2 separate regions of the Homo sapiens genome follow, and region 1 is linked to region 2. Evidence: chromatin loops called from intact Hi-C (ENCODE). Cell type or tissue: heart left ventricle. All regions are shown on one strand. Links, peaks and the distances in the headings refer to the core of each region. The heading gives the core; the rest is flanking DNA.

Evidence for each region. Peaks named below come from ENCODE experiments on the same cell type or tissue, not always from the same donor. Only the 100,000 strongest peaks of a DNase experiment are listed, where the experiment ranks them.
Region 1: a loop joins it to region 2, with 7 times the contacts of the local background. A loop is called at or near these places in 9 of 110 quality-filtered maps.

The regions. Positions count from the first base shown.
Region 1 is chr18:1,775,998-1,781,980 of GRCh38, forward strand. It overlaps LOC105371959 (a long non-coding RNA gene), which reads left to right and starts at 3,525. Exons shown (of 3, transcript XR_935093.3): 1 at 3,525-4,020; 2 at 4,521-4,642; 3 at 5,717-5,983. In heart left ventricle, for the core only: no CTCF peak of the experiment used is centred there; no DNase peak of the experiment used is centred there; H3K27ac peaks cover 295 bases.
Region 2 is chr18:1,663,388-1,669,370 of GRCh38, forward strand. No RefSeq gene overlaps it. Among named protein-coding and RNA genes, the nearest start is that of LINC00470, 310 kb to the left of the region's middle. RefSeq lists a silencer at 681-975. In heart left ventricle, for the core only: a CTCF peak has its summit at 877 (motif pointing left); a DNase peak (open chromatin) is centred at 914; H3K27ac peaks cover 444 bases.

The sequences.
Region 1 (5,983 bases), core at 626-5,625, 110 kb after region 2:
GAGATATATAATAAATGCTTGTTGAAAAAATGAATATGTAAAAATTAGGGCTTAAATCTTTAGTAAACTCTAGAAAACTTGTCAAATTTAATTAATTAAATGTAAATTTAAGATATGACATTAACACTACAGGTCGTTAATTCATTCTGTACAGAAAATAAATATTGTCTTACCAAGTAGGATAGGTTGTTTGTGTGGGGGAAGGGGGAGAATGATTGCTAGTCACAGAGTGTTTATTTCTTTTTTTTTGAGACGGAGTCTCACTTTGTCACCCAGGCTGGAGTGCAGTGGTGCTATCTCGGCTCACTGCAAGCTCCACCTCCTGGGTTCACACCATTCTCCTGCCTCAGCCTCCCGAGTAGCTGGGACTACAGGCGCCCACCACCATGCCCGGCTAATTTTTTGTATTTTTAGTAGAGATGGGGTTTCACCGTGTTAGCCAGGATGGTCTCGATCTCCTGACCTCATGATCGGCCCACTTCGGCCTCCCAAAGTGCTGGGATTACAGGCATGAGCCACCGCACCCGGCTACAGAGTGTTTATTTCTTAAACAAATAATATTATATCCAATTTTATAATGTAGTGTCATATTTACTAAGACAATTTAATCTCATGTTTTCTTTTGTCCAATTCAGAAAGGTGAAGGAAGCAAATAATTTTCCTCTTACAACAGGAAGGAGAAGAATATTAATAACTAATAACATTTGTGGCATGTTTACTACATAGCAGGTACTATACTCAAAATCAACTTATGTTAATAGCTACTTTCATTATCTCCATTTTATGGCTGAGTTATAGGAGGTGCAGAGAAATTAAATGAACTATAAGTGTTACTAATTTGAAAGCAGGTCTGTCTGATATAAATGATAAAAATATCTGAAAAAGGGTCAAGAAGCCTGTAATACGCTGATGCTGTTCCTCTGTGAGGAACTAGAGCCACAGGGATCTCAGGGACCATCTTTCTCATAGCACAAAATGCTGTGCTGTATCTTCCAAAATGTACCTTTCCTGTCAGCATTCTCATTGCTTACTTCTCCATGTCTGGGAACCTCCAGTCTCTGAGAAGCCCATGGCCTTTTGCAAGTGTACCAGATTATAATATATTATTTACTAAACCTGAAATGAATAAGCAGACTTCATTGTAGACACTCTGGACTATGCATTTGCTATCTTTTTCTTGTCTACTTACAAAAGTAATATATACTCATTGTAGAAAATAGAAACTAACACTAAAGAAAAACATCATTAATAATCCTATAAGCCAAATCTAAACCCTGCTACAATTTTGGTGAATAAGAAAGAGTGGGGAGGGGGTAAATTTTTTTAAACAGGAAATGAGGAAAATTCTATATACATTCTTTGGAAACTTGATTTTTAATTTATTATGTCCAAGTATATTTGCTCATGTTGTTGAATAAATTTCCAATTGCTTCAGTACATTCATAATTGCTAATATTTCTCAAGAATTTCTTTATCTGCTTGGCAATGTACTTTATAGTAGTACTTCTCACATATCAGTCTACCAGGACTACTTAAGGACCTATTGTGTTAATGTGGGTGAGAAAATGAAAGTCTGAATAGGATACTTTTACTGAGAATATTGAGAAATAGACCTGCTTGAATTTAGGAGTTAAGAGTGGCATTGTTGATGATGAACAAATCAAATAGTTGATTTGTCTGACGGGAGTGAAGAAAAGAGAGTAGTGAAGAAAAGGTGTCTTCCAAGGTGTCTGGCTATAGCAACTGAATGCATGGTAGTTCCATGCACTCTGAGGAGAGAATACTGGGAGAGGGCCAGACTTGGTAAGAACAAAGAGGAAGCTAGGTTTTGTGGAGCATGAAGCTTATGCAATTTGCCCACCTTATTTAAACCATGTGACTATGAACATATTGCTACATTACTTCCATGACATTGGAGGAAACCTGTGCTTATGAGGCTTATGTTTGAGCCTTATTGGTTAAATCTCCCACTTGATATGGAGTTCACTTTTGGACCTGTTGAATGCAAGGGACATCCAAATAGAGTTGTGCAATAAGCAGTTCAAAAATACAGAGATGTCTTATTTACAATTGCAAGCACAATGCTTGGCATGAAATAGCACACAGTGCTTAAGAATAGAATAAAGTAATTGTCTCAATACTGTCTTCTCATGATTAAGGAGGATGAATGGAAGCAGATTGCCTAGAAACAACTCATTCCATACTTCTGGACTGGGAAGAAATAAATGGTAATGAACAATTGAATGTTACCTCACAGAAAAGTACAAATGATAGCTGTTGCCCTGCCGAAGGGGGACATGTTGCCAGCCATGACAAAACAAGGCTCCAGCGTCACTCTTACTCCTCCAAAGGATGACTGGAGAACATTTACATTCATCCTGGTTTATGATTCCTCCATCTCTTCAGCCTTCAAATTAATTTACCAGAAAAACTAAAGAGTACTATAGTGGACCTTAAAAGTATTTTTCTCCTTTTAAAAAAATACCGAAGAATCAATATTTCTCTTGAGATTATGATGAGCCTTATAGCTTACTGGCTTTAGGTATATTAATTACTAGAAGAACATCTTGAAAGTTTACCTCTCTAATGCTCTACTTCTGAACAATTTGTTGTTAACTGTTATCTGCGAGGGAAAATAGACATGGTTTACATAGTGCCAAAAATGTGTCAGGCTCAATGAGAGACCAGATGTACTGCCAATTTGAAGATGGAGAATTCCAGACTCAGTTTCATTTCATCACCCAAGGGCATATACTAGTAAACAAGAACAGGAATTCAAAAGCAGGTTGTTATTATTGCCCTTGCTTATTCTCAAAGCCCATGCTCTTTCTAGTATATGAGGCTGCCTCAGCTCAAGATTTTAAGATTATTACTAATAAGAAATATTTATTGAGGAAAATGCTGGGAAAGGCTACCAACAGTGAAGAGTTTATTATCTCTAGATGTTGCCTAAGGGAGCCAGCAATAGGTCCTTCCCCAACTGTGTGGGCAGGTGAAGGACATGTCTACCACCCTATGCTCTGGGACTTGAGATGGTTGGAAGAAAGTCAGCAGTCATTTTTCTCCCTCCAAACTTTACCCTAACAAAGTTCTGATCCCAGAAGGGAAAGGATTGGCACTTTGACACACCATTTTTAGAGATTGCTAAAGATTAACAAGAACCCAATCAGAGTCACTCTGGCAGAGGTAACTAGCTGTTCACCTAAAAATTCACATTCCATCTTCCAGAAACTCTTAAGTGACAAACTGCTTAGCAAGAAACTCTATTTCCCAGTCCCACTGCAACAATATGCCATATGGGCATATGACTACTTTTTGCCTATGAAATCAGACTAGAAAGGACATGGTTTCAACGTACAGTGTATAAGAATCAGTTGGAGCATTTTCATTCTGGTTTCCTCTCACGGGTTTGATGCAGGGGACTCTGGGGGCTCTAGCAGATGACAGAACATCAAGTTAGCAGAAGCCTGAATCCCTAAATGATTATGTGGAAGAAATTCACCTAGTGGCTAGGTATGTCTATATTGCACTGTAAACTGGAACTATCGCACTATAAGCTTTTTTGGTGTTAATCACTGGTGGTTATGGCAGCTAATGTTACCCTAACTGATTCCCAGAGCCAAAAGAAACAATGAATACATCACCAATGGTAACGAGGAATAAACAGAACTGAAAGAAGCAATTATTGGCTATATTTATGCAAATAAACATTTGGCTGGATCACAGGAACCTGTGAGGGTGATATAATTCCAGGTTGAGTTCAGCTGAGGGCAAAGGCACCAGCTCAGATTAATCCTTGCTCAGTACAAACTAAAAGCAAACTGAATACTAAGCATTTTATCGCCCTTTCAAAATACTTAGCATGTGCTGTTCTCTCTGTGGACATGTCTCTGGCTACCTGAAGGCATCCAGCATGTGAAAAAACAACTCAGACCACACATTTTCCACCTATGTTCTTCGGGATGTGCTGGAGATGATATGTGAAGAGAAAGAGACTCAGCTTAAGACCCGACAATTCCGGTAACCCATCTACATACATAGTAGCCCACTTAGAATGTCATAGTGCCATTTGGTCACTCATATTTTAAATGTTTCCTCTAAGGAGTTGGCAGTAATAAATGAAGGCAAAGGTTAAAAGCAATTTCCAGACCCACCATGTCTTGATAATTCCAACTCTCGGTTGTCACTTATTGATCTAGCTGGCAGAACCAGAGTGTGCTCTTTAAACACATTTGTCCCTGTGTAATTGCTGTGCACACATTCTGTGCTCTGGAGGTATGGGATTGATACCCGTCCGTCAACTCTCTGGCAAAGAAGGAACTATAATCCCATTTCAGGGACTGAGCCTTGCCATCTTCTAAGGGTTCAAATGTGCCTTTATAGATATTTCACTGAACTAATAGGAATGAGAAGATATTATCTCACATTTGGCAAGTTGCTATGAAGTCATAACTTAAATTAAGCACAAGGCTGATGTTCTCACCATAAGACAGTAAGTTGCTTGTCTGGTTATTTGTTAGCTGAGCAATTCTGGGAAGAGAATGAAAAACATTTTGTTGATGAGAATCTGTATTCATCAGTTTTTGTACAAGACTAAGAACTCGGCATGCTTTTACATTGGAAATTTGGTAATTAATATCAGGTATGTGGTTTCATTTCATGGTTTTAAATTGTGCAATTCTTTCAGTTGCTAAATCTGTACCTGTTCAATGAGTTTTAAAAGGAAAACTCGTGTAAAAGGAAAATATGTTTTTTGTAAAAAATTGAAATGACAGAAAAGCAAAAATTGAACAAAATCATCCTTAGTACTACTTTTATCATTTTCTAGTTTTCCAACTAGGAGTTTTCTATACATATTTATACATGATTGAGAGTGTATGTGCACAAATATATTCATTATTCTTTTTACTAAATTTTTAAAACTGGTTTCTCACTTTGCTTTATTACACTGTCTTCAAATGTGTCAGGCTTGCAAGTAACTCACTTGCAGTTTCCTCTGCCATGGCTCTTCCTCTACCCATTCTCATGCTTTGCTCCTTCACCTACTTTAATTTTTATTCAAGTTTTACTTTCTCAATACCCCTTTTCTTCCTTTATTTTTATTTCTAGATTTTCACTATGCAAAGTATTATTTACTTTACATATAGAATGTTAGCAATGGATAAATAATATTATATCATGCTTATCTATTACACTTTAGCTCACCCTCTATGCTTCTGTTTATGTTGTTTCATATTTTATTGCAAAAATTTGTTGTTAATATTTAATTGGGGCTATGAGTGAGAGATAGACTTTTTCAGTATAAAAATCAGTGAGAAAAAAGATAGAAACCTACATGTTTGGTTAAATAAAAATAAAAATTTTTATATAGCAAAAATATCAAAATCTGAAAAAAATGACAAATTTTAGAGAATGTGGCTGTATTTATTTTGAATATAGAAAAATCAGTTTGCATTTCTATGTATTCATCTTTACTTCATAGATTGCTCCATCAATATTAAGCTCAGAACAATTCCTCTCTCCTTGGAAATTTAACAAATATTTATATTTATCTCATTTCATATTTCTTATGATTTGATTTTTTTCAATTTGCCCTTAGATGCATCCGTAAATTTAATTATTTGTTAGCTTGTGTTTGTTTTTAAATTACTAACTCTTGCAGATATCGGTTGTTCCTTACCTGTATCAAACTAATTCCCTCTTCCTCTGTTAACAGCATCCTGATTTTCCATTGGGGAGTAAGTCAACCTTCCTTGGATAGTAGCATAGGGACCTTTATTGTACATAAGTAACCTGGACTTGGACAGAGTCAATGAATTTATCCACGAATGGGTATCTGCCTTCAGTCCAGTGAAAATCAACCAGGTACTTCTGTACAGCCCGAGGGGGAATATGTCCTTTTCTCTGCCTGAAGTTGCCCATGGTCATGTTTGTGATTATACGGGGTAAACTGAGAATAAAATAATCACATACAAAAGAAGAA
Region 2 (5,983 bases), core at 606-5,605:
TCATTATCTCTATGTCTTATACGACTACGGTAGTATTTATTTATTTATTTAAAGAACAGTAAGCTCTTACTAAATGATTAATTAAATCTATTTTCAACTATACTCCTATCTCATGTTGAAAGAGTACTAAGAATATAATCAAATATATTCTATTCATAAATGGCCTTAATTTCTGCACAATAAATTAAATTCCCATCAATGTGATTTACATTTGAAGAGTTTTAAGCTTTAACTAACACATGTAGCTCCTCATGAAAAGTGAAAACTTCTCTCTGACATCTAATTTGAAATATTACCTGGCTATGTTGATAAACATTCTCTTTGTTTTCAAGCTCTCTCTAGGTAGTATATCTGGGCAGGAAAAGAAAGAGCTCCATTCATTGAAGCTTCCTCTCTTTCACTAAATTTAATTGGTTTAGAACCATTGTTTTATCCAAATGCAATGTTAACAAATGGACACGTGTAAGCAATAAAAAAGCAGGGTTTTATTCTGAGATTCAGTTATATTCAGTAGGACAGTCAATTCTCTCATTCATATGACTTTATCCAGGAGCTAGTTATTGCAGATGTAGTTATTCCTGAAGGAGAGACAATAACTATATTTAAGGATACCGTATTATCAGAACAGCACGCATGGGCTACATCAGCATGCCAGCGTTGTCCTTCACCTTCTACCCAAGCTCTGTCATATTCTATTCAAAAATGTCACTCAGGCAACCAGCAGGGGGAGGCTTGGAACATAATATAAACAGCGGCTGATATGAAGTATGATTTAGGATCAAACATTTGGGATACATTTACAGTAGGGATATGTGCAAGAAAAGAGGCGCTCCTTCACACCCAGCCAGGAAGCGTATCAGTTTATCCCGTGGAACTTAGCACAAACTTCTCTCCTAGCTCTGTAGACTCGGCGCCCCCTAGGGGTTAGTCGCAAATGCAAAGTTGCACATGCATCCCCTTCTGGCCACATCCCCAGCTCCATCAGAAAGAACTACTTCATTCTACAGTGCAGACCATATACATACATATTCATTCTTACTTTGAAGGATACTGTTTTGGTTCATAAACCACATAGATGCCACTTCTCCTGAATGTATAGCCCCTAAGCCCAGGCCATGTTGCTTTTAAGAATCAACCTTAGTAATACGTGTTTCCTTTATGTTGGCTGACATATTTGATCGCAAGTTGAGTTCTATATAATGTCAGTGTATACCTATAATAGACTCCTAGACCCCTCTTTACAGACAGCCCCTGGACTTTGCTTAGCAAAACAAACTTTGCAATTCACACACATCCAAATTCCAGCACTAGCACTGACTAATTAGGGGACGTTGAACAAGTTATTTAACCTGAGTCTTATTTTCTCAAATCTTTAAAATATACAGAGTCAATAATCACCTGTTAATGATACTATATATTTATAAAAATAAAATTACCTATGTAAAGTCCTAGACACATAATACATATTCAATAAATAGTAATAATTCGTATTTTAAAGTCTTCGGAAAAAAAGAACAAAATGCATTAGCAGATCTTTTACACTTCATTAAACATACTATAGTTTTGTAAATAAGGAAATCACCTTTTTGACTTCGCATCCCAAAGTGCCTGGAAAACTGCATACATATTAGCAATTGAAGGTACATATAGCGAATGAATGGAACAAATATCAGTGTTTTAGGACCGGGTTGCCTCCTTTCACTCTTCCTTCCTTGTGGTAGCATTAATGGCAATAGTACCCCTTCTGGGTTCATTGTATTCTTTCAAAAACTGGAGTTTTTAGCAGAACATATGAAGAGATTAAATTCCACTCAGAGTTATTACATTGTTTACTCAGTCACCTTCTAATCACCCTGTTGCTATTTTAGAATGGCCTTGACTGCCCTGTCTCATAAATTCAGAAGGGAAATTAATCACACATTCTTGCTAGGTGAGATCTTTCCCTGACCCTCTCATCACAGTATTCTGTTTGGCATCTATCATCTTAAACGTATGTATTTCTAGTGGAGGCAAAAAAAAAAAAAAATCTTAGACAGTGATAATACTTTGATCAAAAACTGTCAGAAAATTGCTTTACTCCTGAAAGCCACTGTCCTTACCTACTTTCCTCTCTTCCTTAAAGTGGCAGCCATAAAATTATGCCTTGGAGTTCTCATCAACATGGCATATACAAACGTGGCTGTACATAGTACAGGCCTAGCCGGAAAATGGGCTGTTGTCCCGGGTAATGATCCTGGCGTGTACTGTGGAGGCTAACAAGATTTATCCCAACTATTGATAGCTATATTCTTTTGCTCTTTTATACAAAAATGGGTGATACTTTTGAAATAAGTAGAGAATTATCTTCAGAACAGGTAGCACCAGTGCTCTTCTCAACATTTGTTATCACTAATGATAGAAGCCTTTGGAAGAGCAAAGGGTTACTCTGTATAATATTATTTGCCCATTTGAGCTACCTGGAGATATTTATCACTGTAAATTTTCTACAAAGCATAATTAAAGTATCCCTCAAGAGTTGTATATGTGAAATTAATTATTTAGAACAAGCTGCTACCAGTCTTGGTCACCTGGTAACAGTCTACTGAATGTAAATATCTCATTTTTTACTTAATACTTTTCCATCTGCCTCACCAGTGCCTAGCACTGTGGCTTAGAATTGTGGCCAAGACTACATAAAGATCACATCTTGCATAGAGACGGGTTGTACCTCTCAATGTCAGGAAAGAATGTGTTTGTCCGGACACCAACAGCCTGTAAGTTTAAACTGAAGGCAAGATAATGAGGGAGAAGAATGTGCAGGATAGCTAGAATGGGGAACAGGGAATCACGTGGGAACTGATGGTGAGTGAGAACCAGAGGAGAGAGAAACTGCCTCCAATGCTCAGGTACTGATAAGCAGCACACAAGTAAGAAGAAAAGCACATTTTACTTTACAATAGAGTTACTGTGAGAGCTATCTATGGGACTATGAGGAGAAGCATCAGGGCTGAAAGGCCATGTCCTGCTTAAGTTGAATGACGCCCATGGTTCAGCACAAAAGACAAGAAAAACAGCAGTATGTAATTGTAGGCATTTACCTAGATGGTGCACAATAGAAAACTACTATAGGTTGAAAATGTAGGCGTAATGAGAGATTCCAATTGTATTGAATGATTTTAAATGTCAATTCTTTTCATTAAAAACAGTCCATCTGATATCATATGTCACCCATCTATCTTACATCCTTAGAAGTTAAAGGAGGCAATTAAAAGAAGTATTGTTCCAGATTTTATCATGACTGACAAAGCCAAATTGCAAGCCTAGTTGTGAGAAAAGTGAAGAAGCCTTTTTGTAATCCTTTCCCAGGATCAGAAAATCTGGAAATTACCTCAGATTAAATGAAAACATATTTTTAATTGCTCACAGATTTTTATGAACTTCATTTGGGCTGAAATGCACAGCTCTAGTTCTTTAATTTGGCATACTGTTCTATTGCACTGTATGAGTGCCACGATTTCTTATTTTGCTTCTTGTTTGACATCTAAGTTTTCTCCAAATATGTGTCTATGTAATGCAGAACATGCCTCCATGTTTACACATGCAAGAGATGCCCTACACTCCAGCAGTAGAATTCTTAGATCCTAAGCTGTGTGTATTTGTATTTCTAGAGATTGCTAGATTGTTCTCCATAGCTATGTCCTATCAGGAAAGCATGAGAAGTTTCATTATTCTATACTGTCATCAACACGTGGTCTGTCTGATGGTTTCAGTTTTACTAATCTAATGGTTTAATCTTTTATTTTACAGATTTCTAATGAGATTGAACATGTTTATATGTGTTGATTACATATGTTCCCCTGTGTGTGCATCACATGGTCACATCTTTTGCCCATTTTCTCTTGAATAGATTTTGTGTTTCTTATTTGTTTTGTAGAAATTCTTAATGTATTCCACTTAGTATTCTATTGTTAGCTATATGGGTAACAAATATCTTCTTTCAACATGTGACCTTTTTTAAAATGTAGTCTTTTTTGTGAATGAACATAATATATTGATAAGCTATCTAACTGTTCAATACTATATTTGGAAATCATGGAGAAGTATGTCGTGAGAGTAAAATGAGAGACAAAAATAAGAGCTAGAAATAATGAGATAATGTTAAAATATTCATTTTTATTGTTATCGTTGCCCTTGTTCATTTGTTTTGTTACAGTATAATTAATTTAGCTATTATAAAAATAATGCTGTGTAACTAACTAAATGGCTTACAAAGATGAGCATTCATTCTCACACCTATAGGTCTGCAGCCCAGCTAAGGTTTTGCTAATCTTGGCTGGGGCTGGCTGATAAACTGCTTCAGTCTGTGGTCCAGTTGGCTTTGGCTCCAGACTGAAGGTTAGGTTCAGATCTGCTACATATCATTTTAGGATCAGCAGTTATTTGAAGCACAAACCCATAGAAATGGCAGAAGCCAAGGGGCAAACCGAAATGTTCAAACACATTTTAAAGACTCTGCTCAGATAACTTCCTACTCACATTCCTTTAGCCAAAACCAGTCACATGGCTAATTCCAAAGAGGAGTAGGGAATTGTAGTCTGACTCAAAGGGAAAGAAGAGGTAAGTGAATACATATTCACCAGAAAAAAATGCATCATAACTGAACATAGCATACATGTCCCAAAATAGTGTTGAAAGAATTCTATTTTAAAAAATCTTTTAAAAGGCATATTTGGATGGTAATAGAGATGTCCACACTCAATATTAAAGTTTGCCATAATCATTCACAGAAGAGAATGAAGTGAAAAGAGGGAATGTAATTAATGATGTCCATTTACAGTGAGGTTGTTAGGATCTTTCTGATAGATATTGTGTGGAAATAGATGGATTTTTCTCCTTTCCCAATATTATTTGCCCATTTGAGCTACCTGGAGATATTTATCACTGTAAATTTTCTTACAAAGCATAATTAAGCTATCCCTCAAGAGTTGTATATGTGAAATTAATTTTTTAGAACAAGCTGCTGCCAGTCTTCGTCACCTAGTAACAGTCTACTGAATGTAAATATCTCACCCTGTACTTAATACTTTTCCATCTGCCTTGCCAGTGCCTAGCAAGCACTGTGACTTAGATGACAGGGTTATCAGGGGATACAAATAGCATGAATCCTGAAGTCATTCGTACTGCCTCTTTGTAGAGCTGTCAATGGCTTTATTTCCTCTGTTCATTTACTTGGACATTGCTTTAGGATCTCGAGGGCTTTATATTCAGCAAGAGCTGCTCCGATCTAAATGAAATGGCCAAGCTTTGCTTTTACATTAGATTCTACATGTTTATTTTGGTTTCTAATATTTTAATAAAAATAATATATAAGGTAGAGAAAAACACTAAAAAACACTAAATAAGGATTAAAAAAACTAACCCATTTGTATATGTGTGTGTATATATTTGTATATATATGTGTATATATGTATGCGTATATAATATTTCATAAATATTGTTGAACACTGTTTTCTTTAAATTTGCTTTCCTTATGAATTAATCAGTTGGTTGAAGGCTTTTCAAGTCATCATTGAATTCAAATTTTTTAAAATCTCATCTTTAAGCATTTTATGTAACTTTCTTCAATCAGCAGCTAGAGAGGAGAGATCTCTCACTTGGTATTATCAGAAAGATCATAACAGCCTCACTGTAAAAGGACATTACTAATTACATTCCTTTTTTCACTTAGTTCTATTCTGTAAATGATTATGGCAAGCTTTAATATTGAGTGAGGGCATCTCTATTACTATCCAAATATCACTTTTGAAAGATTTTTAAAAACAGAATTCTTTCAACAGTATTTTGGGACATGTATGCTGTGTTCAGCTGTGATGCATTTTTTTTCTGATCATATAATGGAGCAAAAACAAATATGATTTTTGTCCATGAGATACCAGAGTTCTGCAAAGGCTGTATAGAGCTTAGAGATGCACTTCTGTGTGGCAGAGGCTGGGAAGGGCTGTTT